Linked DNA regions of Homo sapiens: region 1 is linked to region 2. Evidence: chromatin contacts called from ENCODE Hi-C or POLR2A ChIA-PET data. All regions are on one chromosome and are shown on one strand. Each heading gives the region's core, a stretch centred on a gene start or an enhancer-like site at or near the end of the contact. The rest is flanking DNA. Distances are from core to core; before and after follow the strand shown. Region 1 has its middle 15 kb from the start of CERS4. Region 2 overlaps INSR (insulin receptor).

What was found. A loop is a pair of places that touch in the nucleus more often than their neighbours do. ChIA-PET counts read pairs that join two places held with the same protein, here RNA polymerase II (POLR2A). Pooled maps may share reads with other maps.
Region 1: a loop to region 2 is called in a pooled map, with 3 times the contacts of the local background. The contact joins two enhancer-like sites. A Hi-C loop is called at or near these places in 1 of 50 pooled maps. POLR2A ChIA-PET finds 5 or more read pairs at or near these places in 3 of 52 experiments (AG04449, PC-9 and activated CD4-positive, alpha-beta T cell).

The regions. Positions count from the first base shown.
Region 1 is chr19:8,192,470-8,196,820 of GRCh38, reverse strand. No RefSeq gene overlaps it. Among named protein-coding and RNA genes, the nearest start is that of CERS4, 15 kb to the left of the region's middle. RefSeq lists enhancers at 1,266-1,365, 748-1,601, 1,976-2,025, 2,466-2,585, 2,876-2,965 and 1 more. Within about 2 kb of position 2,185, at least 16 of the 41 ENCODE cell types and tissues checked have a DNase peak (open chromatin) inside an H3K27ac peak, as active enhancers do.
Region 2 is chr19:7,241,619-7,245,718 of GRCh38, reverse strand. All of the region lies in intron 2 of INSR (insulin receptor), which reads left to right. Among named protein-coding and RNA genes, the nearest start is that of INSR, 51 kb to the left of the region's middle. Within about 2 kb of position 2,603, at least 11 of the 41 ENCODE cell types and tissues checked have a DNase peak (open chromatin) inside an H3K27ac peak, as active enhancers do.

The DNA.
Region 1 (4,351 bases), core at 936-3,435, 950 kb before region 2:
AAAGCTAATGAACAGGCTCCTTGGTCAATCCAGGTCAGTACTGGGGGCGTTTGATGGGGAGGTGTGGGTGAGAACAGGATGTTCGAGGCATGAGTAGGATCCCAAAGAGGAAGTGTCCCTCAGCTGAGGGGGTGGGTGAGTGTGAAGAGGAGCTGTGGAGGAGAGAAGGGGCTCCACTGAAACAAAAGTTGGGCCGGTGTAGTGTGGCTCATGCCTGTAATTCCCATGCTTTGGGAAGCCAATGTGGGAGGATTGCTTAAGGGCAGGAGTTTGAGACCAGCCTGGGCAACATAGAGACCCCATCTCTACAAAAACAAACAAACAAAACCAGACCTGGCGGCACGTGCTTTCGGCCCCAGCTACTTGGGAGGCTGAAGTGGGAGGATCGATTGAGCACAGTTCTAGGATGCAGTGGGCTATGATGGTACCACTGCATTCCAGCATGGGTGACCCTGTCTCAAAAAAACAACAAGGCCAGGTGCAGTGGCTCATGCCTGTAATCCCAACACTTTGGGAGGCCGAGGCAGGCAGATCACTTGAGGTCAGGAGTTCGAGACTAGCCTGGCCAACATGGTGAAACCTCCTCTCTACTAAAAATACAAAAATTAGCCAGGCATGGTGGAGGGTTCCTGTAATCCCAGCTACTCGGGAGGCTGAGGCAAGAGAATTGGTTGAACCTGGGAGGTGGAGACTGCAGTGAGCCGAGATCGCACCACTGCAGTCCAGCCTGGGCAACAAGAGCAAAACTCCATCTCAAAAAAATAAAAATAAAAATTAAGCCAGGCGTGGTGGCTCATGCCTATAATCCCAGCACTTTGGGAGGCTGAGGCGGGTGGATCACGAGGTCAGGAGATCGAGACCATCCTAGCTAACACGGTGACACCCCGTCTCTAGGAAAAATACAAAAAATTAGCCAGGCGTGGTGGTGGGCACCTGTAGTCCCAGCTACTCCGGAGGCTAAGGCAGGAGAATGGTGTGAACCCGGGAGGCGGAGCTTGCAGTGAGCCAAGATCGCGCCACTGCACTCCAGCCTGGGTGACAGAGCGAGAATCCGTCTCAAAAAAAAAAAAAATAGAGTGACCAGGGCTGCAGGGTGGGAGGTGAGTGGAGAGAACGGAGCAAAACAGAGTCCGGTTCCGAGATGAGGGTGTCTGGAGTCTGGGGGACCCAGGGAAGGGAGGAGGGGGAGGCAGAGGATGGGAAGGTCTACCCCCCAGGCCTGGACTATGCTGGGCAGGCGGGCCTGGCTCGGTGCCCATCTCTGGGCAGGGAGCACAGGGTGAAAGCAGATCTGGAGGGAAGATGTGGCATTGGATGTTAGAAGGTGCAGATCTCCAGGGGGCTGTGGGAGGTGCACATAGAGGAAGCTCAGAGTGTGTGTCTGGGCTGGAGACAGGATGTCCTTGGTGTCTGCTCAGAAGGGAGGTGCACGGTAGTTGAAGGCCCCTTGGGTAAAGACAGGAGGAAGTATGGGGAGAAGCTAGTCCCAGCTGCAAGGCAGACACCTGGTTGGGGTGTGTTTCATCTCTCATGCCACTGTACTCCAGCCTGGGCGATAGAGTGAGACTCTGTCACAAAAAAAAAAAAAAAAAAAAAAAAGACAGGGTCTCACTCTGTTGCCCAGGCTGGAGTACAGTGGCATAATCATAGCTCACTGCAACCTCCAGCTCTCAGGCTCAAGCCATCTTCAGCCTCCCAAGTAGCTGGGACTACAGGTTCATGCCACATTTTAAATTTTGTTAGAGATGGGGTCCCACTAAGTTGCTCAGGCTGCAGACACTATTTGAAATGAACTCATCTGATCCTGCAACAGCCTTGTGAGGTGGGTCCTCTTAATTCCTCTTTGACAGGTGAGGAAACCGAAGCCCAGAGAGGTTAGGACACTGGCCCAAAGTCACACAGCCTGTGAGCCGCTGGAACCAGAACCTAGGAGCTGTGTTTCTGCTTTCGTGCAGACAGATGCATTTTCCTTTAATACTTCACTTTTTAGATGCAGAAGGGCAGGATCAGGGAGGTGGAGCGACTTGCCCAAGGTCTGGCAGTGAGTTAGTGGCCTTCCAAGCCTGTGTGTCTGAGCAAGGCTATGGGCTCTAGTTGAGAACGGGCAAAAACAGCGGTCTTGAAGGAAGCCTGCCTGATATCCGTGTCAGTGAGGATGTGGGCTGCCGGGCTGGGCGGTGGAGGAGGGTGGCTGGAGATAGGCTGGGGCATGTCAAGTCTGAACATTTAGAGTATGAACTAGACATAAGACAGCCCTGACTGGGCACGGTGGCTCATGCCTGTAATCTTAGCACTTTGGGAGGCTGAGGTGGGCAGATTGCCTGAGTTCAGGAGTTCGATACCAGCCTGGGCAACACGGTGAAACCCTATCTCTACTAAAATACAAAAAATTAGCCGGGCGTGGCGGCGTGTGCCTGTAATCCCAGCTACTCGGGAGGTTAAGGCAGGATAATTGCTTGAACCCGGGAAGCAGAGGTTGCAGTGAGCCGAGATGGTGCCACTGCACTCCAGCCTGGGTGACAGAGCGAGACTCCATCTCAAAAAAAATAAAAAAATAAAAAAATAAAAAATAAAAGAAATAGCCCTAACCCCACCCCCTTGTGACATCCCCAACTAGGCTGGACTTCCCCCATGTCTGCAACAGGCTGGGGCATCCTCCGGAAATGAGTGCGGGAGGGAGGCCAGGGCTGGGCCAGCAGAGTTGGGGGAGGGGATGGGAGTGCAGGGCTGGGGACACAGGAAGAGGCTGCAGGAAAAGAGGGGCAGTGTCCAAGCTCAGGGTCTCGGGACCTTTGGGGTTTCTGCCTTGTCCCCCTGCAACTCTGGAGGAGCAAGAGGCCTGGGGTTTCTCAGTTCTTTCCAGCCCAGGAGTCCCCTGGGGTGGCTCAGGGAGTGGGGACTTCCCTGGAGGAAAGGACCATGGAGTGAGCATCTAAACTTTTGCATTTGACTCAGAGCTTTGTCTCTTATTTTGTAAAACCCCAGTGTATGTGTGATATGTGTGCACTGACTACAAAAAAAAAAAAAAGAAAAAAGAAAGAAAAGAAACCTAGGCCAGGCACGGAGGCTCGTGCCTGTAATCCCAGCACTTTGGGAGGCCAAGGTGGGCGGATCACCTGAGGTCAGGAGTTTGAGACTAGCCTGGCCAACATGAGAAAACCCCATCTCTACCAAAAATACAAAAATTAGCTGGGCTTGGTGGCGGGTGCCTGTAATCCCAGCTACTCAGGATGCTGAGGCAGGAGAATCGCTTGAACCTGGGAGGCAGAGACTGCAGTGAGCTGAGATCATGCCACTGCACTCCAGCCTGGGCAACAGAGCGAGACTCAGTCTTAAAAAAAAAAAAAAAAAAACGAAAAACCCAAAAAACCTACTATCCCCATATATAACCAATTTGTGCTGTGCACCAACAAGAACCTGCTTTAAATTTCCATTGCAATTTACAACCCCCATATTATACCAGGCAAGGTTAGTGGCTGTTGAAAATACCACCAGGACAGGGCTATCTAAAGACACATTCAGTAGTGCATTAACTGTACAAAAAAAAAAAAAGACACTGTGTAGTTTCAAAACAAATCTTACACAGCCTTACATTTCAATTTTTTCTTTTCTTTCTTTTTTTTTTTTTTGAGACTGGGTCTCACACTGTCGCCCAGGCTAGTGTACAGTGGCGTGATCTCAGCTTGCTGCAACCTCCGCCTCACAGGTTCAAGCGATTCTCCTGCCTCAGGCTCACGAGTAGCTGGGACTACAGGCACAAGCCACCACGCCCGGCTAATTTTTGTATTATTAGTAGAGATGGGGTTTCACTATGTTGGCCAGGCTGGTCTTGAACTCCTCACCTTGTGATTCACCCACCTCGGCCTCCCAAAGTGCTGGGAGTACAGGCATGAGCCACTGTGCCCGGCCTCAGTTTTTTTCTTTAAAAAGAGTGAATTGTGTACAAGGGGGTTAAATGCTTAATGGAAAAGAAAAATGAAAGAAAGAAAGAAGAAAAAGAAAGAAAGAAAGAACGAAGGAAAAAGGAAGGAAGGAAGGAACTGCTAGAACCAACTTATTCATCATCGTCTTCTTAATCTTCCCAGCCCAAAGCCTCCTGGGCCCCTAGATCCGGGTAGGGGTGGGAGGGAGGGTCTGAAGGAGAGGGATGCTTCCCAGAGCAGAGGCATTCAAGCTGAATCTCAAAGAACAAGAATGTGCCAGGGGCAGTCAGGCAATTATGCAAAGCTGACTGCAGGTGCAAAGGCCCAGAAGTTGGAAGCTGCACCTTCAGGGCCCAAGGTTAATGATGTGAGAAGCAGCAAGAGCAGGTAGAGATCAGGCTGCAAGACAACCAGAGCTGAAGTAGAGA
Region 2 (4,100 bases), core at 1,354-3,853:
ATCCCAGCATTTTGGGAGGCCGAGGTGGCTGGATCACTTGAAGTCAGGAGTTCGAGACCAGCCTGGCCAACACAGTGAAACCCCGCTACTATAAATACAAAAATTAGCCGGGCATGGTGGCACATGCCTGTAGTCCCAGCTACTTGGGAACCTGAGACAGGAGAGTTGCTTGAACTTGGGAGGTGGAGGTTCAATGAGCCGAGATTGTGCCACTGCACTTGAGTCTGGGTGACAGAGCGAGATTCTGTCTTCAAAAAAAGAATGGGGGCTCACTGTGTTGCCTAGGCTGGACTCAAACTCCTGGGTGCAAGTGATCCTCCTTAGCCTCCAAGTTGCTGGGACTACAAGCTCATGCCTGGTAAGAACATGCTTTATAAAGTGGCAAATCTAGTTTTTTCCCTATTACACCTTTTAGAAGAGTGTTTCCTTTTCTGGTTGAACTAAATATTTCCCTCCTCTCACTCTCATATAAAACCCATTGAGGGCTGGGCGCGGTGGCTCACGCCTGTAATCCCAGCACTTGGGGAGGCCGAGGCAGGTGGATCACGAGGTCAGGAGATCGAGACCATCCTGGCTAACACGGTAAAACCCTGTCTCTACTAAAAATACAAAAAAATTAGCCGGGCATGGTGGTGGGCACCTGTAGTCCCAGCTACTCGGGAGGCTGAGGCAGGAGAATGGCGTGAACTTGGGAGGCGGAGCTTGCAGTGAGCCGAGATCATGCCACTGCACTCCAGCCTGGGCGACAGAGCGAGACTCCATCTTGAAAAAAAAAAAAAAAAAAAAAGCAAAAACAAAAACAAAAAAACCCATTGAGATATTGATTTAAAAATTTAATTAAAAACATAACCCATTTCCCAGAGGAAAAAAAGTGCAGCTCGCTGCCAGCACTCCTTTAATTTTACATAAACATGTTCTTTGAGGCTGAAGCAAATCTGACTGATTTTCAATATGAGAAAATATAAAACGGTTCTTGGAGTTATTTCTAAACAGAACTTGTCTCTAATCTTAATGTAACAGAAATGTCTATAATGTTACATTAGGATTAGAGAATAGATTATTCTTGGGACAAATGGAAAAATGGGTTAAAATCCATAAATTAAGAAATCAATACTTTCGTATTTTTCCTTTCCGGGCAGGTATGGGATCTCCTTTTCCATTTGCTCAAATCTTTTTTTTTCTTTTTGAGACAGAGTCTCGCCCTGTCACCCAGGCTGGAGAGTAGTGGCACGATCTCGGCTCACTGCAACCTCTGCCTCCCAAGTTCAAACAATTCTTGTGCCTCAGCCTCCTGAGTAGCTGGGATTATAGGCACACACCACCATGCCCGGCTAATTTTTGTATTTTTAGTAGAGACGGGGTTTCACCATGTTGGCCAGGCTGGTCTCGAATTCCTGGCCTCAAGTCATCTGCCCACTTCGGCCTCCCAAAGTGCTGGGATGACAGGCATGAGCCACTGCGCCCAGCCAATTTGTTCAAATCTTTTATATTGTCCTTTCTTCATCTTTATCCTGTATTATTTTTGTGACGATGGTTCCTGATTTCTGTATCACAGAGTTTTGTTGTGTTAGTTATGGCTACTATGAATAGCATATTTACCCTGAATCCAGATACTTTAGTGAAATTGATTGGTAGGTTTTTAAATTGTTTTATTCATTGTGTGCAATTTCGTCCTCTACAAATTATGGTCATTTAAAAAAATTATGTCTGCTCAGTTCTGGAAGCATGAAAAAAATTATGTCTAAAATCATACCTCTTGTTTCGGTTTTAAATCTTATTCTATTGACCAGGGCTTCTAGACTAACATTAAATATTTAACAATGGTATTATCCGACATCTATGTTTAATAGATTTCCTAATATAAAATCATCCTTGCTTTCCTGTGGTAAAACCTACTTGGTTGTGATGAATTATTCTTTCAGCATAACGTTGAATTCGATTTGCTAGGTTTGCTTTGTTTCGTTTTCTGAATTCTTGCCATCTGTGTTCATGAGTGAAATTGGGCTATGTTTTTGGTTGGTTTTATTTTGCAATGTCTTCATCAGTTTGGATTATTTATTGTGTTCTAGCCACATAAAATGAAATAGCAGGTAACTGAGTATTCATTGACAAATTTTATGGTGCCATAACTTTTGGGGGGAAGCAATTCTTTGATAACTTAAGAAAAAATTTAGGCCAGGTGCGGTGGCTCATGCCTGTAATCCCAGCACTTTGGGAGGCTGAGGCAGGTAGATCACTGGAGGTCAGGGGTTCGAGACCAGCCTGGCCAACATGGTGAAACCCCGTCTCTACTAAAAATACAAAAATTAGCCAGGTGTGGTGGCGCACGCCTGTAATCCCAGCTACTCGGGAAGCTGAGGCAGGAGAATCACTTGAACCCAGGAAGCGGAGGTTGCAGTGAGCCGAGATCGCACCACTGCACTCCAGCCTGGGCAGTAGAGCTAGACTGCATCTCAAAAAAAAAAAAAAAAAAAAAAAAAAAAACCAAAACAGTGTGTGACTGGCTGTGACGTAAGGCAGTCAGACCTCTCCTTCGAAATGGGCCGTGATTCATCTTTATTTTTGTAGGGCTGTGTCACGTTAGAACCACTACAGCAAAAGTTTTCATTGGAAATCTAATAATGTTTTTTTAGTCTGCCATCTGGAGTCTGTGCTCCTTGTATGTCTTTATTGTTCAAGACTAAGAGTGGTGTGTGTGTCTGTGTTGGGGGGATGGGGTTTGGTAATTTTGCTAACATGGCTCTAAGAATCTGTCCCGCTTCCCAAAACCTCATTTTTCTCTGCTTTAGCAGTAGCCCAACACTGAAAACAGGGTACTGCTTTTTTAGAGGAGTTCTGATTTGGATTCCTTTTCTTTCTTTTTTTTTAGGCCAAAATTTTCATTTATAAATAGCTTCTGTGGTACACAACATGCAAATATTTTTGGTTTCATGATATTACACCAGAGTTGCAGAGTTGTAGCTGTTTTTTTTTTTTTTTTTTTTGAGGCAGTCTCGCTGTGTCACCCAGGCTGGAGAGCAGTGGTGCGATCTTGGCTCACTGTAACCTCCACCTCCCGGGTTCAAGCAATTCTCTTGTCTCAGCCTCCTGAGTAGCTGGGATTACAGGCGCCCACACCACACCTGGCTAATTTTTGTGTTTTTAGTAGAGACGGGGTTTCACCATGTTGGCCAGGCTGGTCTCGAACTCCTGACCTCAAGTGATCTGCCCTCCTCCTCAGCCTTTCAAATGCTGGGAATACAGGCATGAGCCACCACACCCGGCTGAACTTTTATTATTTTAAAAACATTTTTATTTATAGTAAAAGTCACACATAAAATGAAATTTGCTGTTTTTAGAAAGAATGTTTAAAAAGATGTGTACCATGTTGCCCAGTACAGTGGCTATTCAGAAACAGCCATAGTACACCACAGCCTCAAACTCCTGGGCTAAAGGGATCCTCAAGCTTCAGCCTCCCAAGTAGCTGGGGCTACAGGAACACACCACCACATCTGGCTTGCCTCCTTCTCCTTCTCTTTCTCCTTTTCCTTCTCCTTCTCCTCCTCCTTCTTCTTTTTTTTTTTTTGAGACAAGAGTCTCACTCTGTCACCCAGGCTAGAGTGCAGTGGCATGATCTTGGCTCACTGCAATTTCTGCCTCCTGAGTTCAAAGCAATTCTCCTGCCTCAGCCTCCTAAGCAGCTGGGATTACAGGTGCATACCACCATACCTGGCTAATTTTTGTACTTTTAGTAGAGACGGGGTTTCACCATGTTGGCCAGTCCCGAACTCCTGACGTCCAGTGATCCTCCTACTGCGGCCTTCCAGAGTGCACAGGCATGAGCCACTGTGCCTGGCTTGTTTTCTTCTTTTTTTAAATTTAATGAGTTTAGGCAGGGTTTCTCAGCCTCAACAGTGTTAGCATTCTGGGCTGAACCCCTCTCCGTGGTGGGGACTGCCCTGTACATTACAGGAAGCTTAGTAGCATCCCTGGCCTCCACTCAATACCAGTAGCAACCCCAAGTCATGACAACCAAAAATGTCTCCGGATACTGCCAAGTGCTGGGATCACAGGCATGTGCCACCATGCCCAGCTGATTTATTTTTATTTTATTATTTTTG